Regions from separate parts of the Homo sapiens genome. Here region 1 is linked to region 2. A link is a loop called in an ENCODE intact Hi-C map of the cell type or tissue named here. Cell type or tissue: left lung. All regions are shown on one strand. Each heading gives the region's core, and the rest is flanking DNA. Links, peaks and the distances in the headings are about the cores only.

Region 1 (8,206 bases), core at 2,500-4,999, 55 kb after region 2:
AAGATGATATCATTCCTGAAGCCCTTCCAAACGCAGCCCTCCTTAATCTTTTCCAAGAGATACTGAGTTTAGAGAGTTATTACCTAGGATTGAATGTGAAAACTACTGGAAATGATGGAAATGCAGAATATTTCCATCATTTCACAAACGTGGGTTGTGTTTTGATAGGAAGAGCAATACTTCTGCCTGTTGTGTTTACTGAGGTGTTCCCAGGTCCTTGGACACCGGAGCAAGGCTCGCATATCTGCCGAATGAACTTAGCTCCCACATTCCAAGCCTTTCTGCCCGTGAGTGTGCCGAGGAAGCAGTTCTCAAGAGTCACCTTCAGGCCTTTGCAGCTGATGCCTGATTCAGGTTGAGTCAAAACCAAGGGGGAAGTGGGAGGAGCTTGTGGTCCAGGCATCCTCATTTCATCCACCCTAGGGGAGGCTGGCCCAGGAGGCCTCTGCACGCATTATTTAGCAGCAACAATCCCAAGTGATGCCGACCTGGAAGGGCCTGTTGAACTGTGGGGCTTTTGCTATTGACCTTAATAATTTCCCATGCCTGACCCTTTCCTGGGGCACACAGAACTCTACTCTAAAGGCGCAGAGTGCTGAAGGAAAAGAAACTAAAATAATCTTGGCTATTAGTCTTGGCTGTATAACCTTGGAGGCATATATGCAATTTCTTTTAAAATTGTAATGTATAAAGTGACTCTAAATGAGAGCAGCAGCTCCCACCTACTTTAGGAAAAGGTCTTTCCTTGACATGATAGTAAATCCCATCAGTACGTTGGGAAACCATTCCTGATGTCCCGTGAGCACAAGTCACCGTGATCGTGTGATGGTCATCTCTAGGTTCTTGGCAGCCGTTTCATCCACGCATCAGAAGAATGAGCGAGGAATGTGAGAAATGGGCAGAAAGCCATCATCCTTAGCTAACCACTCTGCAGGACACGCATACCTAAGATCTCTGTGAACGTCGAAAGGCAATAGTGTTGTATTTCAGCTGATAAGAGAGTCCCCGAGTTAAGACTGATTGGCGCATTGAGAAGTTTGTGCCAGGTGCTGACTCTGGCACAGGTGCTATTGCTATGGTTCACACATTGAGTGCTCAAAACCACAAACAGACAACTAAAACCACGCAGCCTTCCTCCTCGTCTCTGTGAAGGCCAAAGCCAGTCATTCTCTTAGCAATCCACTTTGAAGTTTTATTTGCCCTTCATGTTCTGGTAAAAATCTCACCAAAGGATTGTTTTCAATCTAAGTAAATAACTCGTTAGAGCACACTTTCAAATATCTTCTGTGATTTGTTTTTTTTTTTTCGACAGCTTTCTGGTTATGCTTAAGACTGTTTTGCCTAGTTACAAAAGGAGGAAGAAAACACTCTAAGGCACGACAACCTAGAGAACTGGGCGTTGTCCAAGCTTTGGGGAAGCAGGCCATTTTTCAGTAGACCAGTTGCTGCTAAGCGTTTTCTGACCCACACACCCACAGGTAGTGCACACACTGTCCTCCTCCTTAGAAACCAGGCGGGAAGGAAGGCAGGAGTCAGTCTCCACCTCTTCTCCCGCCAGAGTTGACTAATCGTGGGGCTAAACTAAAGGCAGGCAATTCAGTTGAGGTGAGCGAAGTCTTAGGTCTCCCTAAATTATACTAAGGGAGGAGAGGAGTGGCCAAAAGAGGGCACTACTGCCCCGGTGACTGACTGTGGTTCCTCTCAGCCAGGACAGGCATCTCAAAGACAGGGCTGGAGGGATGTGGACTCCGTGTCATGTGTAAGCTAGTTCACTCCACATGTGCCACAGAGGATGGATGTCCTACCGTGAAAACGTCACCAGCCCGCGTCTGTGTTCACTGCGTCCACTTCACAGGGCCAAGTCCTGTGTGCACAGCATGTAAGGGCAAACCCCCATGAAGAGTCATGAGGAAAACATTCACAACTTCATTGCTCAGACAATGGAGATAGAAATATCTGTGTTTAATGTTTATTTAAAAAGTATTCATCCCAGAAACATTTAAGTACATATATTGGTGTGTGCGTGTTTTCACTCTTCTTTATTTTATAAAGCTTGAGTTAGCTGACAGTAGGAAAAAACACCAGGAAACAGTAAAATGTAAATAAAATTGAGAAGTCTAGATGAAGTGAAGGAAGACCACAAACACATCAACCATGTGACAATGGCTGCAGGGAGCCGCCCGTTTCACTCTGAGCTGCCCAGCTGCCCAAGTGGAAGGGGACCCCGGCCAGCCTGAAGTCTCTCATTTTACACAGCAGGTGGTAGAGCCCTACCACCTTTTAGCTGTGTGCTTTTAGCAATGAACTCCTCTGTTTGTGTCTTGGTTTCCCCATACGTAAGTAGGGGTAATCATAAAATGACCTGTGAGTAAGAAACAACACATGTGCACGTGTGGGACTCTCCCATCTCCTCACAGTACTCAGTAAACATTGGCTAGTATTTTCAGAGAGAAGACTGCAGACATTTTTTGAAGCATACAGAGCTTTGTTTAACAAATACTAAGAATTTTTCCTGCTTAAATTTTTATCACAGACAAAGAGTCACATGGTAGTCAACGACCTCAAGGTATTTTTATAGCACATGTGGAGATTAGTTTTGTATAGTTATTTATTGTAATAGAATTCAGTAAGGGCCAGTGGTGCAACATGAATCTTCCGCATTGCAAGCCAAGAGCCTATGATCCCTGTGTCTAGCCATCAGAGGACCTGCTATGATCCACAGACAGAATTACAAGAACTTGGGGTCCCTTCCCAGAGCCAGGACTTTGATAGGCATTTCATAGCACAAAGTTCCAGGTCCCAGGCTCTGAGAAAGGCCCAGGAGGAGTTCTGAGCGGCTGGTTGCTGAGGCACTGCGTGCCTGTGTTCCATTGAGGGTCAGCGGCAGCCTCAAGAGAAGACAGACTCCACCTGGGAAACAGGCAGGTGTGACCATTGGCTCTGCCATCAACTCTCAATGCAACTGGGGGTGCGACTTCATCTCTCTGTGCCTGTTTCCTCCTCCAGAAAACAGGGTTTCCTATTGACCCTCAAGAATTGTTGCAAGGGCCCATTGAGAGAACAATTTGGCCGGGTATGATGGCTCATGCCTATAATCCCAGCACTTTGGGAGGCTGAGGCAGGTGGATCACCTGAGGCCAGGAGTTCGAGACCAGCCTGACCAACACGGGGAAACCACATCTCTACCAAAAAATACAAAATTAGCTGGATGTAGTAGTGCACACCTGTAATCCTGGCTACTTGGAAGGCTGAGGCAGAATTCCTTGAACCCAGGAGGCAGAGGTTGCAGTGAGCTGAGATCACACCACTGCACTCCAGCCTGGGCAACAAGAGCAAAACTCCGCCTCATAAAAAAAAAAAAAAAAAAAAGGAGAGAGAGAGAAAACAGTTATACTCCATTACAGGATGCTTTAACATCTCTACTGCTTGAAGCCACGTTCATACAGTGAATAATGAGTGCTGCCGTTCATTAGCATTTTTCATGTGCCTCTGAGGACCTGGGTCACATCTGCCATAAACACTCATTCATCATTGGTACTAGGATGTCCTGCCTATGTGCTTTCTCCATTCATTTATTAAATCATTTTTGAGCACCTCCAATGTGCCGTGCCATATACTGGAGGTGGAAGAGAGAGGGCAGGAGGTTAGAGAAAACAAAATAGAGAAATGGCGGGGCCAGCCATTCTGGGGACTTCACACCATTTGGGGGATGGTTTAACATAGAAGGACATGGAACGAGGGCCTCAGCCTCCCAAAGTGCTGGATTACAGGCATGAGCCACCACGCCCAGCCCATAATTTGCTATCTTATTGCCACAAAGAGTCTATTCCGTCTTGCCTGGAGGGCTAGGGCCTTTATTTTTACTTTACATCACTTTTCTAAGAGGCTGTTCCTGTCATATCTAACCAAGAAGCCCGCCTGTCTCCCATGCCACACTTCTTTATCCCACTGCCTTATTTCATGTCCTTCACATTGGCCTTTTGGTTATTGCATTTGCATACTTGGTGTGTTTTTTCTTCCACAAATGCAAGCCTCTTGAAGGCGGTGCATCTCTTATCTGTGCTGGCCCCTATTTTTATTTGAATTGGCCACCAGGTGGAAGCACTTAGCACTGAAGTGGACATACCAAATGGCTTCTCAAGATCCATGTCTGCTTTTGCATCTTGGTGTATTTTTACTTGTAATAATATTCCCCTGATTTTTTAAGCAAAAATATATTTATTTATAGTGTTACACATATGTCAAATTTGATTAATTAGATAAAAATTAATTAATTTTAATTTTAATAATGTAATTAAGGTTAAATTATTATCATTAGAATTAAATTAATTATAAATAATTAGTGACTACTTTATAAAATTAAATTATTATAATTTAAATTCATTATAATTAATAAAGCAGCAAATTGAATTAATAATTAAAATTAATTAATGGGATTAATTGATGAACTAAAAAATAATTCAACTACCTGACATAACTGTCCCATTTTCCATTTTGAATTCTGATCTTTCAACCAACAACATTTTTCTAGGCTGTTTAGCGATCCTGTATTATCCTTTTAAAATAGCTCCTTAATATTCCATATGATTGAACAGTAATATCATTCCTCTATTGCTTTTCATTTTGGTTGTCTCAAGTTTGCTACTAGAAACCATGCTACAGTTGGCACTTTGATTTCAGTAGGGTTTTTTCTTTCTTTTAATTGTTTTAATAGGCTTCAGTCAAAGTAAGTGAGACGGCTAAATTATTTTCCCCGAACTCGTGCTGGCGAACTGCCCTTCCCGTGGCTGAATATGCCTATTTCCCCAGCACGCTTCCATCTTGGGGCAGCCTCAGGGGGTTGTAAGTTGGTGGGCTAGGGCTGGATGTGGTGGCCCTCAGGCAGGTCTCGTTATGTCCATATGGTGGAGGTGTTTTCTTTTAATTTTGATGACATTTGGAAACGGTAAACTTTCCCCGGAAAATGTTGAACTGCAGCGTCTCTGGAAACTAAAGGCCTGGCAGTGGCCTTCTCCAGGCTGCAGTCGGCCGGCCGAGGAGCCCCCATCTCCAGGGCCTCCAGGTCCCCTGCGACTTTCCTCCCTCCACGGAATAAGCTGCTTGACCCCACAGGCCTGGAGCTTGAGACTTGGTCCCCAGTCTGTTCCAGATTAAAATGGCTCTGGGCACCATTCCAGTCACTGCGGCCGTGTTCCAAGTGCGTCCACGATTTCGTTTCTTAAAGTGCTGTTTCTGTTGCTCAGGATTCTGCACGCGGGGGCGGGGGTGGTGCTGGAACAGCTCGTCCCCTGTGGGCGTCGCATCAGCCGGTGGGGGCTGGGGTCGTGCCCGGGCCTGGGGTCGTGCCTGGGGCTGGGGTCTGCCGGAGGCCGCTCCCTCCCGTGGCTGGCGAGCTGTGCGGGGCGTTGGCTGGGTCCGGCCGGGCTGTCAGCCTGAACTGGTGCCCTGGGTTCTCCAGGTTTGGCCTCCCCGCAGCGTGGAGCAGGGGTCCCAGGTGGGTCCTGAGAGTCGAAGCCAGAGCGGAGCCACTGCCTGCTGTGACCCAGCCTGGGAGCGCTCGGCATCCCCGCATCCCCGCATCCCCACCGCCCCTGAGGTGGACGTCCAGGGCTGGGGAGGGGATGCCTCTTCTCCCCGGAGGGTCCCTGAAGAGCCGGTGCAGCCCTGGGTGTCCTCTGCCGAACTTAAAAAACACTCCCCGCTCACGCCTGTAATCCCAGCACTTTGGGAGGCCGAGGCGGGCGGAACACGAGGTCAGGAGATCGACACCATCCTGGCTAACACGGTGAAACCCCGTCTCTATTAAAAAAAAAAATACAAAAAATTAGCCGGGCGTAGTGGCGGGCGCCTGTAGTCCCAGCTACTCGGGAGGCTGAGGCAGGAGAATGGCGTGAACCCGGGAGGCGGAGCTTGCAGTGAGCCGAGATCGCACCACTGCACTCCAGCCTGGGCAACAGAGCGAGACTCCGTCTCAAAAAAAAAAAAAAAAAAAACACTCCCCGCCTTCCTCAGGTGTCCCCCTTCAGAATTTTCGTGTAGCGGTTTTTTAAATCATTGCATCTTTGTTTAAATTTGTTTCCAAGAAACGGCTATGAGAAAATCATTTTTTGAGATGCTATTTTTCAAATGATGTGTGTATTTAATGCATCCAGGTTAGTAAACTAAGCTACAAGACTTTAGTAAGTAGCTGTCATTTCCGATGTAAAATTCCATTTGGACCTGGCAGTCGCGGGAGCTCCTCTCTCCTTGTCCTTCTTCACACACAGTCCTTGTCCTTAGAGATAATCACTGCACGGCCTTTCCGTGGGAATATTCGGTGCTAGTGTGAATGGATCGCTAATTGTGATTCCGTGGCTGCCTGAGGCCTTGTATTCCTGTCTAGACAAGCCACAAAACCCATTTTGTGAAATAGCATCTTTGGGCTGGGTATAAATCATAGAAACAAAATCACAAGTTGGGGGATGAAGGAATATTCAGATTATCTTGTCTGACCCCGCCTTGCATGTCAGATGAGGGTGCAGCTGCCAGGCAGACACTCAGGAGCAGGATCGGAGCCCAGTGCTCCCAGCCAGCCAGGGAGACCGCAGCTGGTTCCTTGAGGGGCAGGGCAGTTCTCATGTCTGTCTGACAGATGTGAAAACAAACACTGTAACAGTTACTTCTCCTCTGTGCGTTGAAGTGAATGTTAATGATACTTTATATCATTAAAAACCCAAACACACTTCTGAATATTTACCCTGCTTCATTGTAGTACCCAGGCAGTTCTTGGGGGACATGCCTCCTTCCCGTCTCAGAGGATGTTTGTTTTGGGCCAAAGACCCCCTGCTTCTCAGCGGCTGAGTGGTGAAATCTCACGCCGTGGGTGTGGGCGTGGTCAGGGCACGTGGGAAGCCGGTTCTCCTCGGCAGCCTCTCCTGAGAGCTGTCGGACAAAGGTCTCGGCTTCTAGGAGTTACTTTAGTGAGGCCATGTCATTTGGTAGTTAGGACTGTGGACTCGGTTCCCCTGTGCAGAGGGGGGTTGTGTGCTCAGCTGCAGGTTGCTGGGAGGACTCAGTGGTGTCAAAGAAAAGTTACCCCAGGGAGAGTGAGACAGGCAGGGAAGACGTATCCCAGACTATTGCAGTAGGAGAGAGCGAGCTGAACTCCACCCTGCTGAAACGAAAGGCGGGAGGGTTTTTAAGCACTGGGGTGAGCTGGTGGGAGAGTCCTGGAGGACATCGGATGGAGGCCGGTTGGTGCAGTCAGGCCAGCAATGTTTGCAGATTAGCGCTTACCACAGTTAGGCCCCTGCCTCCCGCAGGGACTGGGAGCTGAGGGTGTTATCTTCCTTGTTGGTTACATTTCAAAGGCTCCTGGGTCCTTCGAGAAGACAAAGCTGGGCAGTGAACTGAGCAAGAGGCCAGGAAAGGGCCGATGTCTCAAAGGGACGGAGAAATAATTCATAGTGGCAAGTTTTCTAGAGACAAGGAAGTTGGGGCTGAGAGTCCTACAAAACCTGTTCAAGGTTTAATCCCCCGGACGGGAATGGCAAGGCTGTCTGGGCCAATGGTCAGTTCATGCCTCCAGTTTAGAGCAGCACCTGGTCCCTATGGGTCCTGTGAGCCACATGGACACCGGGCCAGGCACAGGAGACAGCAACAGTGTGTTCCCCAAAGCCTCTGCAGACCCAGCCCCGGGCGCACGGGGTCACGGATAACAGGAAATGCACTGCCAGCGGCCTCACTGCCATGCGCTGGCACAAATGCACCCAGGTGCTGCCTGCCCTTCATCCACACGGTCAGTGGAGCGCAGCACGCTCAGCCGTGACACCACAGAGCCACAGGGATGTGTAAGAGGAGTCGGGGAGGGGGAGCCTCACTTCGTTTTTTCTTTTTTTCCTTTCTAAAAATTCCAACAGCTGCTCTAAAACCTTAATTATTCCAAGCAAGTTTCTAGAACCACTGAGTTTCTGGGAATGTCTGGGTTTGCAAAGTCACCAGCTGTGTTTGGAAAGACATTTCCAATGGGGTTGAACTCTCCAGTGTGAATGAACTTTTCTTGTCATGACCTCACTGTCTGTAATGAGGGCTTCCTGATTGCAGTTTGCTTTACCTGAAAACAAAACAGAGGCCAAACACCACCTTATTTAAAGCAATAATGGAAGTTATCCTATGAAAGATAGCAGCCCACCAGCAGATGTGAAAAGCAATTACTAGGTTAAAAAAA
Region 2 (8,206 bases), core at 2,546-5,045:
GTGTGTTGGAATCCAGCTTTCCGCACTGTCTCTGTCTGTGAACCCTGGTGCCGAGCACAGGGCAGACACTCACACGGGAGATTTCCTGCATTTCCTCTTGGATTTGGCCTCCAGTGGGAAAAATCCAGGTCAGCAGCTCACGGATCATGGCCGACTGTGCTAAAACCTGAACAGGCCTGTCCTGTGCCAACTGCTGGGTGCAAAGCCCCCAGAATCCAGCCCATGTTGTGAGGGTGGTGGGTGGAGCTCAGAGAGACCAAGCAGTCGGGCTGAGGCCAATCCACCCTAGGGGAGAGATGGGGTGGGACACAGGCCTCCTGCTCCCGAACCCACTGACCCCATCCCACCCCAACCCACTGTCCCCATCCCACCCCAACCCACTGTCCCCCATCCCACCCCAACCCACTGTCCCCATCCCACCCCAACCCACTGTCCCCCATCCCACCCCAACCCACTGTCCCCATCCCACCCCAACCCACTGTCCCCATCCCGCCCCAACCCACTGTCCCCATCCCGCCCCAACCCACTGTCCCCATCCCGCCCCAACCCACTGTCCCCATCCCACCCCAACCCACTGTCCCCCATCCCGCCCCAACCCCCTGTCCCCGTCCCACCCCAACCCACTGACCCCATCCCGCCCCAACCCACTGACCCCCGTCCCACCCCAACCCAATGTCCCCCCTCCCACTCCAACCCACTGTCCCCTGTCCCACTCCAACCCATCCCACTCCAACCCACTGACCCCCATCCCACTCCAACCCACTGACCCCCGTCCCACCCCAACCCACTGACCCCCATCCCACTCCAACGCACCGTCCCCTATCCCACTCCAACCCACTGCTCAGAGGTTCTGTGCAGTCTCAGGATGTTACCTACCTCATTCAAAATCTGAGATCAGGGTCAACTAGGAAATAACCCATCCACAGATACTGGAATTCTGGAGAAGTATCAATAGTTCAGACACTTTATTATAATTTCAGGACAGTCACAATCTATCAGGCAAGCCACGGAACTATGAATGTGTTCTGCCAACGTGTTTGCATCTTTCAAACCCTGTTCTTTACCCCTTGTGAAAAGCCTTCCTGGATAATCTTGATTTTGATGTAGGCATAAAATTATAAGGCCTCTACCTAGTGATAATAAATCGTCACCTTTTGAAGGCTACTGATCTTTTTAGGCCCAAAAATATCATGTAGAAATTTAATGGCATGCAGAAAACACTCGAAAAGTTCAAGTTCAGAATGCAAGCTCAGTGGCAGTCTTATGTTCATAACATACACCATGCATGCTAGGTGTTTATTATTGAATCATTCATTTAAATGCCATTTTTAATAACAGAGTTTTAAAAGATACTTCACTTAATGACAAATTCCTATAGTTCTTCATAATTTATTGTTACTCTGTGATAGTTTTCATGTAGAAGGAAATGAGTTGTGGAGTTGTTACTATATTTTGAGTCTTCAGAGCATACATGTGACGTGAAGGAGAAAGCACCCTCTAGCCTTTTGAAGGAGGTCTTTTCCGTAAGAAATCCAGGACTTCAAGTATCAAGAAACCAAAGACCAGGTCATCAGGTTGGTGAAGTCACAAACCACGTAGCAGCCAGGAGCACAGCTCAGCTCCGACCTGTTGGTGTTGGTGTCAGGTCCTGCTGTGTGGACTTGTGTTCCTTGGGCTTGCTTTCTTTGTTTGTTTTGTTTTTTTTTTGAGACAGAGTCTCACTCTGTCTCCCAGGCTGGAGTGCAGTGGCCCAATCTCGACTCAGTGCCTCAGTGCAACCTCTGCCTACTGGGTTCAAGAGATTCTCCTGCCTCAGCCTTCCCAGTAGCTGGGATTACAGGCATGCACCACCATACGCGGTGAAGTTTTGTATTTTTAGCAGAGACGGGGTTTCGCCGTGTTGGCCAGGCTGGTCACGCATTACTCGGGCTTTCTAAACCTCATGAGTTTCAACGTCTGTAAAGTGGGGAGCATAATAATAGCACTTGCCTCCTTGTACAGTAGACAGGACTAAGAAGCTATACTTCTGACCTGTTGCATGAGCACCTAGCCCATAGTAAGCGCCCCGTCGATGCTGGCTGCTCTCCAAGCTCTCCTGAGCCCAAATCTAGTTCTGTTCAATGCATCATTCTGTTTCATGCTGTGTCTCCTGCCCTTTTCTTTAAATATAATTGTCACTTGCTAGCATCCTTTGTCTTTCTAATGTGTCCTGCGAAGTTAAGGACTCACCCGGTAAAATGCTGCATGCCCATGTGAAAACATGGGGCCCTTTAGGAGATCAGCTCAGAGCCAGGTCTTTCGTGAGACCATGGTGAGGTTAATGACCACACATTGCATTCTCTTTCTTGATTAGAATCTGGAAGACTCTGGAAAGTTCCAGAAGGTTCTGAAAGGCAGTTGCCCAGTAAAGTGCTGCACACTCATGTGAAGATGTGGGGCCCCTCAGGAGACAGCTCAGAGCCAGGTCTTCTGAGGGACCACAGTGAGGTTAATGACCACACATTGCCTTATTTTCCTTGATTAGAACCTGGAAGACTCTGGAAAGTTCCAGAAGGTTCTGAAAGGCAGTTGCCCAGTAAAGTGCTGCACACTCATGTGAAGATGTGGGGCCCCTCAGGAGACAGCTCAGAGCCAGGTCTTCTGAGGGACCACAGTGAGGTTAATGACCACACATTGCCTTCTTTTCCTTGATTAGAACCTGGAAGGCTCTGGAAAATTCCAGAAGGTTCTGAAAGGCAGTTGCCCAGTAAAATACTACACACCCATGTGAAGACGTGGGGCCCCTTAGGAGATCAGCTCAGAGCCAGTTCTTCTGCAGGACCATGCTGAGATTAATGACCACACATTGCATTCTTTTTCTTTATTGCAATCTGGAAGGATCTGGAAAATTCCAGAAGGTTCTGAAAGGCAGTCACCCAGTAAAATGCTGCACACCCATGTGAAGGTGTGGCACTGATCAGAAGATGGGCTCTGATCCAGGTTTTCTTTGAGACCACGGTGGGGTCTGTGGCCACAGCACAGCATTCTTCTCCTTGATTAGAATCTGGAGATTTCAGATCAACCACTCTACTTCCCCATGATAGCAGCAGAGCTGAACATCTTTCCTATCATGGACTCCGTAATAGGAACCTGTGTTTTCGGGAAGATTCAGTTTATTTTAGCCAAGACCCAGACGACAGCTCTTATGTGTACGCATGGCCTGAGCATGGGGCCAACACATTTGTTCCCTGCACACAGGCTATCAAGAGCCATTGTGCCTGCTGGCAAGGAATGTGTGAGTTCCTCGGCAGGTGAATTAAAACATTCTTCAGTTAACACCAGCTCTGGCTGTGAGCAATGCCTGAAGTCGGTGTGTTTCCTCTAGTTACTAAGACCAGGGCCCGGGGTCATGTTGACCCTGTGGATGGTGGTATTGGCAAAGGTGTCACTCCCTGCCACGGCTCAGGAGGGACATACGGGTGGCTACAGAGGAGCAGCTGGTGCCAGCGTGTAGTGTTCCTCTGACTTGACAGTTTGTAACCCAGCGACCTGTAAAATATTAACCAGTGGTTTCCACAGCAGCTCCAGGAAGCTGCATCCACCATCAGGGCTTTACAGATAAGGAGGTCAGGGCCCACATCCTCAGAGCAGACAGGGAGAGCAGGAATAGGAAGGCCCTCGCCCAGGCACGTCTGCCCCCAGGCCTTCCCCACTTCCTCCCTGCAGCCCACTGCTCGCCCTGTCCCAGCTGCCGGCCCCTGGGTTGGGCGGCTTGCGCACCGCACACTTGGAAAGGGGGCTCAGCAGGACCTGACCTATGCTCCTGTGACTAAGCCCCACATGACTGCGAAGCTACCAGGGATCCCACCGGCCGCAGAGCAAGGGCGTGTCACGTGTGCCTGCGTGACTCTGCCCTCCCCGTGCCATCCGAAGGCCAGTCCCAGCGTGACGGTGTTGGCATGGCTTGTCAGGACTTACACAGCAAGAGTGGTTTCCTCATGACCTCGCTATTTTTACACAGAGAATTTCGTAACTCCCCATAATGCTGCTAAAGCTGAACACCATGCCTGTCATAAACATGTGGATACATTCACAAGGAATTTCAAATGCTAATCTAACTGACACGTGGATGAGCTACTCTTTGATCTGCCTTTTTTTCCCCGCTTCAACAAAATGCTTTGTTTTGGTTTAGACAGCTGATATTGTAGCAAGCTAGGAACTCTGGGGCCAGTAATTTGCTGCTTGATTCTGATAATGGCTTTCTCTCCAAAGTCAGCTGATCCTGTAAGCAGTAACTTCAAGGGACCACAGTCAGATTTTCAATAAACTCCACTTTTCTGCAATCTCGTCATTTTCTTTTAAAGTGATTTTTGATAACTTTAAAGCAGTGATAGTCAGTGCCATAAATCTACCTGAATCTGCTAAGGCAGAAGAAAACGAAGGATGGTGATGACTAGCTTACAAATAATATTATCTGATACCCCAGAGCAAAAATCCCCATCCCAGGAAATAGAGACGCTACTTCCTTATCAGGCACTTCTTACATGGGTGAATGCAAATTGGGTTTTTGGAACTCTTTGTTTGCAAGTACTGTGGAGCCCCTAGCCCAGGGCTGGCTCCTGAAAACTGCCGGGAGCCTAGGTCCCTCCAGTGTCACGGGGAAGCTTGCTGTAGGACAGACATGGATGCCTCAGATGAGTTTTGACATTGTCCTTTGCAGAGAATTCCCGGCTTGCAGGTCGTTCTTCGTCTAGGGCCCAACAGTCTGGAAGACTTGCTCATGGGCAGAATTGACTCACTGTTCAAAACGGGTGAAGAACATTGTCTGTGTGCGTGGTCTAAGTCACTCCCCCAATCCCCCCATGAGTGCACCCCGTGCATTCGCAGATTCTGTTCTATTAGGTCACTTCATGCCACACTCAAACTCCACTCACAGTGTCTGTGCAACAGGGCCTTTGCACAGCCGTGCCCTCTGCCCAGAACGCTGTTTCCCTCCTCAGCACCTTCACCTGCACCTTCTGCATCCTGCAAGTCTCCACTTACTTCCCACTTCCCTGCATGTTACCCTGTAGGGCTGCTGCAAGGCGGCACCACAGGTGGGCGTCCTGAAACAGCAGAAGCAGCCCCCCACACACACACAGTCCTGGAGGCCAGAAGTGCAAAGTCAAGGCGTTGGCAGAGTGGGAGCTCTGCAGGAGGCTCTGTCTTCACCTCTTCCAGCTTCTGGTGGCTGCGGCAATCCCTGGTGTCCCTGGCCTTGTAGCCATGTCATTCCAAATCTCTGCCTCCATTGTCATGTGGTGTTTCTCCCTGTGTGAAATGCCGTGTATCTATGTCCAAAATTCCCTCTCCTTGACCAGGCACAGTGCTGCATGCCTCTAATCCCAGCATTTTGGGAGGCTGAGATGGGTGGATCACCTAAGGTCAGGAGTTCGAGACCAGCCTGGCCAACATGGTGAAACCCCCATCTCTACTAAAAATACAAAAAATTAGCCAGGTGTGGTGGCGGACACCTGTAATCCCAGCTACTCTGGAGTCTGAGGCAGGAGATTGCTTGAACCCGGGAGGCGGAGGTGGCAGTGAGCTGAGATCGCACCATCGCACTCCAGCCTCGGCAACAAGAGTGAAACTCTGTCTCAAAAAAAAAAATCCCTCTCCTTTCTCTTGTAAGAACATCAGTCATTGCATTTAGAGCCCACTGTAATCCAGGATGACCTCATCTTAACTTGAGGACATCTACAAAACCTTCCTTCCAAATCAGGCCACCTTCACAGGTCCTGGGGTCAGGACTTGGACATACCTTTTAGGCAGACACGATCCACCACATACTATCCTGGAAGAGTTTCTCGACCTGCACGGTCAGGGTTCGTGGCCACCCACGTGCTCCTAGGCGTTCTCCACACACATGCCTCCCCTGCAAACAGCCGGCCCCTGTCCTGGCCGCCCGTCTCTCTCCCGGCCTTCCATGTGGCAGCAGCCTCGAGCTTGTGGGTGGGACAGAGTCCACAGGGAGCTGGAAACAGAGAAGGGGGAGGGGGAGGGAGATGAGGAAGAGAGGGATCTGACCCTCCTCCATAGGAAAACCTCAGCTTCCCCTTTGCACCGATGTTGGAAAAAACTTCTGCATCTCCCTCCCCGTTATGCACGAGGGCTGGGAAAGCCGGCGCACCCAGCGTCAGTGGCGTTCTCCTCATGTTCGGTTTGCCATCGTGATGAACACGCAATCAGGACATGTCCGACCTCCCGCAGGTGTGTGTGGAAGGTGGGAACGGGATGACGGAAGGAGTGTGCAGCGCGCATCCCACAGCTTTGCCGCCACCCGCCTGGGTGAAACCAAACGCGTCTTCTTCCCACGCCTTGTCCTCAGCTCCGAAATGAGCTGTTTCTTTTTGCCGCGCGCGCACGTGTGTGTGTGTGTGTGTGTGCGTGTGCACGGTGTTCATTCTACGGGTTTTTGGTGACGTTGGTAGCTGTGTACTATGCTCCGAACACAGAGTGTTACAATCATACTTTTGGTTTGAGAAATAAAAATGATTGCTTGCAGAACACAGTCTTCAGTGCTTGGGTATTGGTAGAATAAGAGGAAGAGGAATGGAGGGAGGGACGTCGGGGGAGAGAGAAAGGAGACAAGGATAGTGAAAGAAGAGAAGTCCCGTCACTTGGTTTCATTTATTTTCTTTCAGATATCTTTGGTTTTATTTTATATATGAGTTGCTTGTTCTTTGAAATTTGTTCTCCAGGATTTCTTTTTCAAATGTCAAAGAAGCAGAGTTATAGGGCCTGCCCCTCCGACTTGAGGCTGTCACTGTCCGTGTTCTAGGGGTGAGGGGCTGTTTTCTCTCTGCAGGGAGGGTGGGCGGTGTCTACAGCTCTTACTGAGCCTGCCAAGCCAGGGCGTGGTCTCCCAAGCAGTTACCAACGGCTGAGGAGATCACCAGGTCTCAGCATGTTGGTGGTGGCCCTGGTGAATCCCGCCCTGGGTGCTGGAGAGGAGGCAGAGGCCTCACAAGACCGAGTGGACCTGCCCAGGGCTCACACGACACCAGGGCCCTCCCGTGGGGGTCTCCTTCCTGCAGCCCACAGCCTTCTGCTGCTGCCCCTGCCTGGCCTTTAGCGTCTCTACAAAGGGGCACGACAATCCTCTGGAATTTCCACAGTTCCACTGTTTATTCAGGTTTTCCTTTCCTGGGATACTGGGTCTGCACCTCTCTCTACCTGAATTCTACATGGTATCTCCTTTATTATTTTGCACACAGTTGAGGGGTCAGAGAAGCCTTTTCTGATGTGTGCAGATCCACAGTAGCGTTTCCCTTAGTTGCCTTCTTCAAGAAGCTGTAGTCATGGCACCTCCAAAATACAGAACCGTGCCCATGAGCACTGGGCTCCTCGGTGGATGCTGGGTGATGCTGTGTTTCATCTGACGGACCCACAGAGTCGTGTCTTCAGCGTGTATTTATGGAGCTTTTCCTCCCAGGCAAACATTGCCAGGCTTTCTGAACAGGCGCTGAGAACCCCGAGACCCAGCGAGAGGTCTAGCACAGGACTGGAGCAGCCACGAGGCAATACAGCCAGCTCAGCTTTAAGGTCCCGTACACCGCGAAGACTCCAAAGCACCTGGGATGTCGAAAACATTGCTCCTGGGATTTTAAAAAGCAGAGAAAGCAGAAAAAGATGCCTTCATGGTGGGCTCTTCAAATTCTACTAGCAGAGGCACAAGTTAAGACTTTCCCAAGTGGATCCTGCTGGTTAGATTTTATTAAATTAACCACAATTTATATGTTTTATAATATATTCTCATGTGTCTGTTTAGGTATAACATGTTACAGTTTCCAAATACAGAAAAAAAAATCTTATCTAATTTATCTGATGCCTAGGGAAGTGGTCTTAGAACAAAAGTTCCATACACACTTATGGAATGGAGAAAGGCCCCTTGTCCGGCGGTGACCAGCAACAGCTGCAAGGGCTGCTGGGAAATGTAGTCCCTGCCAGGGCAGCCAGGTGGCCAGTGCAAGGCAGGTGGTGTGGGGAGAGGGGCAGTTCTCTCACTACATGGAGAAGGGAAGGTGGGGGACTGGGGAGAAGGTCCTTGTGACACAAGCATGGGAAATCTCTATTCTGAAAAAAAAAAAAAAATTCACATATGTCATAGGTTTTTGCCCCCTGATCTATAAGAAGAAGGTTCTCGAACACAAATCACCTGTAGTGCTTCTGAAAGCAAAGAGTTCAG

Evidence for each region. Peaks named below come from ENCODE experiments on the same cell type or tissue, not always from the same donor. Only the 100,000 strongest peaks of a DNase experiment are listed, where the experiment ranks them.
Region 1: it touches region 2 in a loop (2.1-fold over the local background); 34 of 110 quality-filtered maps call a loop at or near these places.

The regions. Positions count from the first base shown.
Region 1 is chr18:77,055,612-77,063,817 of GRCh38, reverse strand. The region is part of intron 3 of MBP (myelin basic protein); the gene reads left to right. Among named protein-coding and RNA genes, the nearest start is that of MBP, 73 kb to the left of the region's middle. RefSeq lists enhancers at 515-604, 4,595-5,228. In left lung, for the core only: a CTCF peak has its summit at 4,057 (motif pointing right); no DNase peak of the experiment used is centred there; H3K27ac peaks cover 948 bases.
Region 2 is chr18:77,110,368-77,118,573 of GRCh38, reverse strand. All of the region lies in intron 1 of MBP (myelin basic protein), which reads left to right. Among named protein-coding and RNA genes, the nearest start is that of MBP, 18 kb to the left of the region's middle. RefSeq lists enhancers at 1-5, 4,502-5,049, 6,160-6,661, 6,662-7,163. In left lung, for the core only: no CTCF peak of the experiment used is centred there; a DNase peak (open chromatin) is centred at 3,873; H3K4me3 peaks cover 1,395 bases; H3K27ac peaks cover 2,352 bases.